Regions from separate parts of the Homo sapiens genome. Here region 1 is linked to region 2. A link is a loop called in an ENCODE intact Hi-C map of the cell type or tissue named here. Cell type or tissue: IMR-90. All regions are shown on one strand. Each heading gives the region's core, and the rest is flanking DNA. Links, peaks and the distances in the headings are about the cores only.

Region 1 (4,399 bases), core at 318-4,317, 66 kb before region 2:
AAAGTAACTCTTTGGTAGCTGGTTATACATCCCCTTCCTATGTATTTCTCAGTATGCCATGACTAGGGCTAATAACATCTTTTCTCTAATATTTCAGCACCGCTGTAATTTCCTCACCCTACTGTAGTTAAATACAAAAGACACCTCACTTTTTCATATTGGGAGTAATCTTGGAATTGACATTTACAAAATGAATTTCGATAGGGATTTTAAAAAGCAGAGTTAGTGTTCACGGTGAATGAAACAATGAAGATACAAGGAGATAAAACTAGTGGTGCATGAAAGTGTGGTTCAGCTTTGAGGAAAGAAAAAGGTTTGAGGAAAAGGGACTTTGAGAAAGGGGGAGATGAAGGGATTGACTGTTGCCCTTACTTCCTGCTTCTCTTTGGTTCAACTCAAGTGCTAGGAAGGGACTCTGGGTTGCGTGGATCTATTGTCTCTCTGCCTCTTCTCTTGATTCCTTAGTGGGCAGAAGTCTGTTGGTTCTTCTCCTTCCTATCCTAACTCCAAGCCCACTGAAATAGTCACATCAATTGAACTTCCTGAGTGTGATTCTTTCCGTGATGACATGGCAGCTACAGTACTCTTGTGGTTCTTGGTTATTTCCTTTACCTTATCTATCAGGAAAAAGGAGTAAATGTGATAAGCCAAAATAAGGGATGATCAATTGTCCTAGATCTGAGAACTTTGATAAACTCTCGAAATATGTTTTGCATAATAAGCTCTTTGAATTTGGTGGCTTATGATAAAGTATCATATTTAAAAATCTATAAATTACATTTTTCTACAAAATTCATATTTTCTTATAGTTTTCAAATTGTTGCTTAGTATAGAACAATGTTGTCTTAATAATAGCAATTGAATGAATTAACTGGGTCTTACTGACACATCTTGACAGGATCTCCCATTCCGGATGTAAAATAACATGCGAGTCAAAATATTAAAATATAGTAGAAGATAGTGAAAAACTGAAGAATAAAACAAAAATGATGTGCAGATTTCTCTTTCCAGTGTATTAACCAAAGTTACATTACTTATCCCTCTCTGCTTAGATCTATTAAAATATTGTAGTAGATTTTTAAAAAGGTGGTAGGCCTCGGTTCTTAAGAGATGCTACTCATTTTAAACTCTGAGAAGGACTAGTAATAAATATAGAAAATTAAGATCTAAGGGTCCCAGGGTCCCAGGGTCCCAAAGCAAACATGCCCCGGAAATCTGCCACAGTCATCTATTTGGCGAAATGGCAAGGGATTTTGATGGGCAAGGTTCTAATGATCTAAGTCTTTTGTGTTGTCCTATATTCTCCTTGCACCAGCCCATACGTAAAAGGGGATTTCAGTTCCTGTTGGAGTTCTGAATTTTTGGCCTTCGATCTGATCCTTCGCCCTATTATTCCTCCCTTCACACTGCCACACCATTTCCATTTCCCCAGCTTCCGAAAGCATTGCTTGTTTTCTGCTTTGGATTTTTTTCCGGCTGTTCATGACTACGATCTTGGTTCTTCATAGGTGATCATTCAGGTCTTCCTGCCACCCTCCATTGTTCTTTCAACGTGCCTCAGTTCACTGGGTTATCTGTGATGCCTTCTGACTTTACACACTTCCAGACGAATTCAAGTAAATGTTGTCCGTTACCCTGTAGGTCATGTTCTTGCATAATTTGTCCCAGTCCCGAGAAGACAATCGCAATAACAAATTTCTGTGACTGTGTAAAATCAGTGGTTTGAAAGGGACTGACTCCACCAAATAGAAGGTGCTGAAAATATCTGTGAACTGAATGTTAATAATTTCTTAGTTAAGCTGTTAGATTAGATGCTAAGAGATGCTTACCTAAGATTGTAACAAGATTGTTTTTGGAATCTCTGGGCACATCCAGCCTCTTCCCCCTGTATCTTGGTGTTAGGCATGTCCTAGAGAGCTTCTAGTTAGCTACCATGAAATGTCATTGAGGTGGTCCTGGCAGAGTCGTGATTCCGCTGGTTAAACCTACTGCATATGCTAAACAGCATTGAACCAAACTAATTTGAGTAACAAATGAAAGAGAGAATCTGTTTCTAGTCAATTTTTGTTTCTCTTCTGAAAACTAGCATATGATTTTGAGAAGCTACTCATGCAAAATGATTAATTTGGGACCACAGAGAATGGAAAGTAATGCAGTCTTATGTAATTGGTCTTTTAAAGGAGAAGAATAAATGTATCATGCTTACCATGAACTGAAGAAGTACCAGTAACTCCCCCAAACCCATTTGCTTTATTACATGTCTTTTTCTGTTATTGACAGTTAGTATTGACTCATTTTTAATCAGGTGACACTTTGCACTCTTGCCACTTCTTGATTAATTGGCAGTAATTGATATGTTCTCCAGGTTGAGTCATAATTTTTGAACTTGGTTTTTACCCAGAGTTCTGAAGGGCAACATTTCTAAAGTCTGACTCAGTCAGTGAGTTAGTCAGGCAGATAGTTATTTAGAAAGTATATATTGAATGTCTACTATGTTCTAAGAAGTGTTCAGTCTAGGTGATACCCATTATTGAAGTTACAAAGCCATCAGATCAATTTGTGTATTATTTTGTCTAGATATATTTGAACACAATTTCTGTGCCATTCCCCTCTGCTCTCTGCCAAATCTAAGTTTCTTCTAGCCTCTTGCAAAAAAAATCAGAACTAATATTTTCTTTATAACTCCCTTGTGCTTTTCAGATCTTATTCGGACTTATAGCAGTTTGGAAGCCAGGCAGGGTTTTTTCTAGAGTGAATGTAATTTCCTCATAAGGCAGCAAGGTAGTTGCTACAGTTTTAATAAGTTTTAATCAGTTTTAATCTTTAATTTCTCAGCGAGTCTAGTTAACTCTGGATGGGTTATTAACAGCATGAATCACATACATACAATGTGACCGAGAACAAAAGCTGCCCCCGGTGGACAAGGTACCATCATTGTAACTTTTCCTAGTGACGGTTCCATTAAACTTCAGGGCTCTTATGCCAGTGAGGTGACCCAAACCAACCCAATTTACAGATTGGGCCCTACCTGGCCTATGATAGTTGAGTTTAGCCCAAACTCTAAAGTATCCTCCTATGGTATAGTCCTCAATTTCCAGCTTCCTAAAGGATGGTTCTCACTTCTCACATTCATAATGCAAACTAGCCATGCTTGAAATGAAAGGTTATTGATGGAAATTAAGAACTGCCCATGACAGCGCAAAAAGCCATGTTAAAAGACAAGTGCAAATAAATGATGATATAAGAGCCTGGTGAGTTTGACTGTTTACCAGAAACAGCTCTGCAAATATTGCTGGTGGAAGTTTATTTTTCACCTGGCCTTTCCCTGTCCCTCTTCTAGGGGCATAGAAAGTGAGCATTAGGTTAAGAGAAGTAATAAAAAGAGAAAACAAAACTGTAAACTCAATTAAATGAAGACTTGTCTTCAACTGTAAGTGGCAGATGTATTTATCCGGGGTGATTTTGTCCCAGTTACAAAGGTATCAGCCCAATATTACGCCCGGGCTTTCAGCCATCTCTCAGGTCGAGTGAATTTGTGAGTATTAAACACACAGTGAGATGTTCAGTTTTCAGTGTAGTTTCTAATCAAATATTTAAACTTTGTGTGTAAAAATAACCCGATCAGAGTAAATTTTTTCTCTTCAATAAAACATAATAGAAGAATTTAACCACATGGAAATACTGGTTGGGTTACCGTGTTCAGAGGATTAAGCATCATTGCTTTTAATGAAATTCTAGTTTTTTAAAAAAGGTAGATAGAAATAGATGTCTTAGAATATCGTATAATAAATTCCTTTTAACCGATTCATATCCAGTGAGAAGTGTCAAATTTGAGTGCTTTCTCTTCCTGCTTTCCTATTTCCCATTCTCTGGGTCACTTTAGTTCCCCCTTACAATGTTTTCTAACTTCTGCCTGCTCAGTTCAGCCTGCACCCTCTAAGTGGCCCTCCTGCCTTCCTGTACTCACCTGTCACAGAAACTTGCTCACCCTCTCTGCACACCACTGTAACAGTGCCTCCCCCCAACAGGTGCTGTGTGTCTTCTTTGGCCTACTGTTTTGTAGGGCTCTAGGATTTATCCAGGCTTCTCTCAACCTGTGTCCCACTTTCTCCATAAGCTGTGGCTTCTTTATCCACTTCTATCCCCACCACTTCCATGATTCAGCTCTCTCCCCAGGCCTGTGGCTGCACTGCACTTCCTTCCCTCACTGACTGTTTTTCTTCCTAGCTTCTCACTGTCCCACCCACAGTTATCTGCTTCTACCCAGCCACTTTGGCCTAATTGTTCAATCCAGACACACATACACAGTTTTTGACAATTGTTTTGGTAGTGATGGGGTTTCACTATATTGCCCAGGATGGTCTCGAACTCCTGGGTTCAAGTGATCCTCCTGCCTTGG
Region 2 (4,399 bases), core at 333-4,332:
CAACTGGAAATCTTTGGTAATTGCTTACATACCAGGAGTCCCTACTTTACTTCTATTTTAGCTGTTGAAGTATTCTTTCATGCTAGTTCAGCAATTAATTTCCGAAGATTATTTTTACATTTTATTTGGCATGTAGGTTATTTTAGCTGGGAAGTTCACTCAGGGTATTTAGTCTAGTCTGTTATACTGACAGAAATAGAATTCATAAAGGTAAATTCTGGGCCAAGATAAGAATCCTATTTTTTGCCTGAAAGCTAAAAATGATATTTTGTAGTTAATAGAAATTCACTGGTACTTTTTTTTTTAAAGGAGGAAAATGTGACTTACTCAGAGCTGTTACTTGGAAAGGCAGGTCTAACTAATATAAAGAGTTAGAAGGTGTTTATCATGGTTTAGATGAAAGGTGAAGAAGCTTAATCTGGGAGAGTGGCACAGGGAATAGAAAGGAGTCTAGGGCTGTAAAGCATAGCATACAGATGAGAAATTATCTTTGTTTTCATTGGTTAAACCACCTTTTTGGAATGTAGACTAAAGAGATAATATTGCTGAAGATACCAACTATAGAGGGCCTTGGTAGCTGTATCAATATAAAATCTGACTGAAATGTTAATAAAGCATTTGAATGCCAACCTGTCTATTACACCAAGGATAGATTCATATAATTGGATTTTCTAAGACAGAATTCCACTAGCATTATTCTTAGTCTCAATTTATTTGGGTAGGGTAGTCCTAACCTACCTTGAAGTATGACAAATCCCAGGGAAATGCTACCTTGCTTTTTATAATCCAGGGAAGCATCTTTCTTCTGTGATGAATTCCAGATAGAATTAAATAGTTACCCTTAATAGGCTGAAAATAGATTGCAAATTCAGTTTTAATCCATTCTCTAAGTTGTAGTCTTCTTAACACAAAGCAATCTAAAGTGAAATTTACTTTTCTTGAGAAACAATAAAAGGAAGGGTACCGAAACACAAAGGAGATGGCGGTGATTAAAATATGGGAAATAATGTCTTATTTTGTCAGTGTTCTTAAAAAGTTATACAGGAATTTGTTTTATGATACTAGATTCTAATGGCTTTATGTTTGCTGAAGAGAGCATGGCATTTATTCACCTGTCAGGCTTAAGATTTCAAGCTCACTAGGCTGTCTTTCTGTGGGACATTCATAGTTAAATTCCCCTATATATCCTGAAGAAATGGGTTGAAGATTACACTCTTAGAGTTGTTAAGAGAGTCTTAGAGATTGTTTCTTTAGACTTCTTCTACCACTGAGAAGGAGTGTGGGGTTGAGAAAAGAGGGGTGTCAGTGGTGGTGGGAATCTGGAGTCAGAAACACTTGGCTTCAATACTTACCTCTGCCTTTTACTAAATATGTGAGCTTAGCCAAGTGACCTTTCTCTTCATACCTCAGTTTATTTATAAAAATGTGAATAATGATAGTGATTTCGCAGAATTGTTTTGGGTGTTAATGAGATACTTATGAAAATGCCTAGCACAGTGTCTAGTACATTACAGGTACTCAGCAAATAATACCATACCTATTGTTATTGTTATTGCTTTATCACACGCAGCTTCTCTTTGATGTGGAATTTATGTGATTCAGCCTACGAAATGTTTATTCTAAACTCTCTGTTGAATACAAATCTGACCCCCTAAAAATTCCATTCTTTGGTCCATGTTCTGCTCTATGAAACAACAAAGGATACATACAGGCATACCTCATTGTACTGCACTTTGTTGTATTGTGCTTTGCAGATATTGCATTCTTTACAAATTAAAGGTTTGTGGCAACCCTGCAACGAGCAAGTCTATTGGTGGCGTTTTTTAACAGCATGTGCTCACTTTGTGCCTCTGTGTGACGTTTTGGTTATTCTGCCATATTTCCAACTTTTTCATTGTTATTGTATTTGTACGGTGACCTGTGATCAGTGATCTTGGATGTTACTATTTTAATTGTTTTGGGGTGTTGTGAACCGTGTCCATATTAGATGGCAAACTTAATTGATCAATGTTCTATGTGTTCTCCCTGCTCTACTGACTGGCTGTTCTCCCATCTCTACCCCTCTCTTCAGGCCTCCCTACTAGCTGAGACACAACAATATTGAAGTTAGGGGAATCAATAACCCTACAAGTGGCTTCCAAATGTTTAAGTGAAAGAAAGTAGCAAGTCTCTCGTTTTAAACCAAAAGCCTGAAATGAGGAGGCTTAGTAAGGAAGGCATAATGAAAGCTGAGACAGGCCCAAAGCTGGGCCTCCTGTACCAGTTAGCCAAGTTATGAATGCAAAGGAAAAGTTCTTGAAGGAAATTAAAATTCTATTCCAGTGAACACATGAATGATAAGGAAGCAAAACCATCTTATTGCTGATATGAAGAAAGCTTTAGTGGTCTGAATAGATTAAACTAGCCACGGCATTCCCTTAAGCCAAAGCCTAATACAGGGCAAGTCCCTAACTCTTCAATTCTGTGAAGGCTGAGAGAGGTGAGGAAGCTGCAGAAGAAAAGTTGGAAGCTAGCAGAGGTTTGTTCGTGAGGTTTAAAGAAAGTGGCCGTCTCCATAACATAAAAGGGCAAGGTGGAGCAGCAAGTGCTGTTGAAGAAGCTGTAGCAAATTATCCAGAAGATCTAGCTGAGATCATTGATGAAGTGCCTACAATAAACAACAGATTTTTTCAATGTAGATGAAATAGCTTTATATTGGAATAAGATGTCATACAGGGCTTTCATAGCTAGAAAGAAGAAGTCAATGCCTGGCTTTAAAGCTTCAAAGGACAGGCTGACTCTCACATTAGAGGGGAATGTAGCTGGTGAATTTAAGTTGAAGCCAATACTCATTTATTATTCTGAAGATCCTAAGGCCCTTAAGAATTGCATTAAATCTACTCTGCCTGTTTTCTACAAATGAAACAACAAAGCCTGGATGAGAGTAAATTTGTTTACAGCATGGTTTACTGAATATTTTTAAAAGATTGTCTTCCAAATATTACTGCTCAGCTCATTGACAATGCACCTAGTCACTCAAGAGCTCTGATGGAGAGGTATTAAGAGATGAATGTTATTTTCATGTCTGCTAACAAAAAATCCATTCTGCAGCCTATGAATCAGGGAGTAATTTTGACTTTCATGTCTTATTTAAGAAATATATTTTGTAACACTTGTAGCTATGATAGTGATTCCTCTTATCTGATGGATCTGGGCAAACTAAACTGAGAACAGTCTTGAAAAAATTCACCATTCTAGATGCTATTAAAAACATTCAGGCCAGGCGTGGTGGCTCATGCCTGTAATCCCAGCACTTTGGGAGGCCGAGGCAGGTGGATCACGAGGTCAGGAGTTCGAGACCAGCCTGGCCAAAATGGTGAAACCCCATCTCTATTAAAAATACAAAAATTAGCTGGGCGTGGTGCTGTGTGCCTGTAATCCCAACTACCTGGGAGGCTGAGGCAGGAGAATTGCTTGAACCTGGGAGGCAGAGGTTGCAGTGAGCCAAGATCATGCCACTGTACTCCAGCCTGGGCAGCAGAGCAAGACTCCATCTCAGAAAAAAAAAAAAAATTATGATTCGGGGGAAGAGGTCAAAATAACATCACCAAACTGGAATTTGAAAGAAGTTGATTTCAACTCTCATGAATGACTTTGAGGAGTTCAAGATTTCAGTGGAGGAAGTAACTACAGATGTGGTAGGAATAGCAAGAGAACTAGAATTGGAAGTGGAGCCTGAAAATGTGATTGAATTCCTCCACTCTCATGTTAAAATTTGAATGGGTGAAGAGTTGCTTCTTATAGATGAGCCAAGAAAGTGGTTTCTTGAGATGGAATCTACTCCTGGTGAAGATGCTATGAACATTGTTGAAATGACAACAAAGGATTTAGAATATTCCGTAAACCTAGTTGATAAAGCAGTGGCAGGGTTTCAGAGGATTAACTCTCATTTTGAAAGAAGTTCTACTGTGGGTAAAATGCTACTAAACAGCATGGCATGCTACAGAAAAATGGTTCATGAAAGGAAAAGTCAATCTATGTGGCCAACTTCATTGTTGTCTTATTGTCTTCTTTTAAGAAATTGCCACAACCACCCTGACCTTCAGCGACCACTACCTTGATCAGTGAGCAGCCATTAACATCAAGGCAAGACCCACCATCAGCAAAAAGGTTAATCTAAGACTTGCTGAAGGCTTAGATTATTGTTAGCATATTTTTAGCAATACAATATTTTTAAATTAAGGTATGTATGTTGATTTTAGACATAATGCTATTGCACACTTAATAGACTATACTGTAAACATAACTTTTATATGCACTGGGAAACAAAAAATTTTGTGTGACTTGCTTTCTTATCATATTTACTTCATTTTGGTTGTCTGGAATTGAGCCCACAATATCTCTGAGGTATATGTTCTTT

The links. Hi-C counts contacts between places; a loop is a spot of excess contacts. Peaks named below come from ENCODE experiments on the same cell type or tissue, not always from the same donor. Only the 100,000 strongest peaks of a DNase experiment are listed, where the experiment ranks them.
Region 1: a loop joins it to region 2, with 4 times the contacts of the local background. A loop is called at or near these places in 1 of 110 quality-filtered maps.

What each region holds. Positions count from the first base shown.
Region 1 is chr15:37,788,082-37,792,480 of GRCh38, reverse strand. No RefSeq gene overlaps it. Among named protein-coding and RNA genes, the nearest start is that of TMCO5A, 140 kb to the left of the region's middle. In IMR-90, for the core only: no CTCF peak of the experiment used is centred there; a DNase peak (open chromatin) is centred at 2,410.
Region 2 is chr15:37,722,543-37,726,941 of GRCh38, reverse strand. No RefSeq gene overlaps it. Among named protein-coding and RNA genes, the nearest start is that of TMCO5A, 210 kb to the left of the region's middle. In IMR-90, for the core only: no CTCF peak of the experiment used is centred there; no DNase peak of the experiment used is centred there.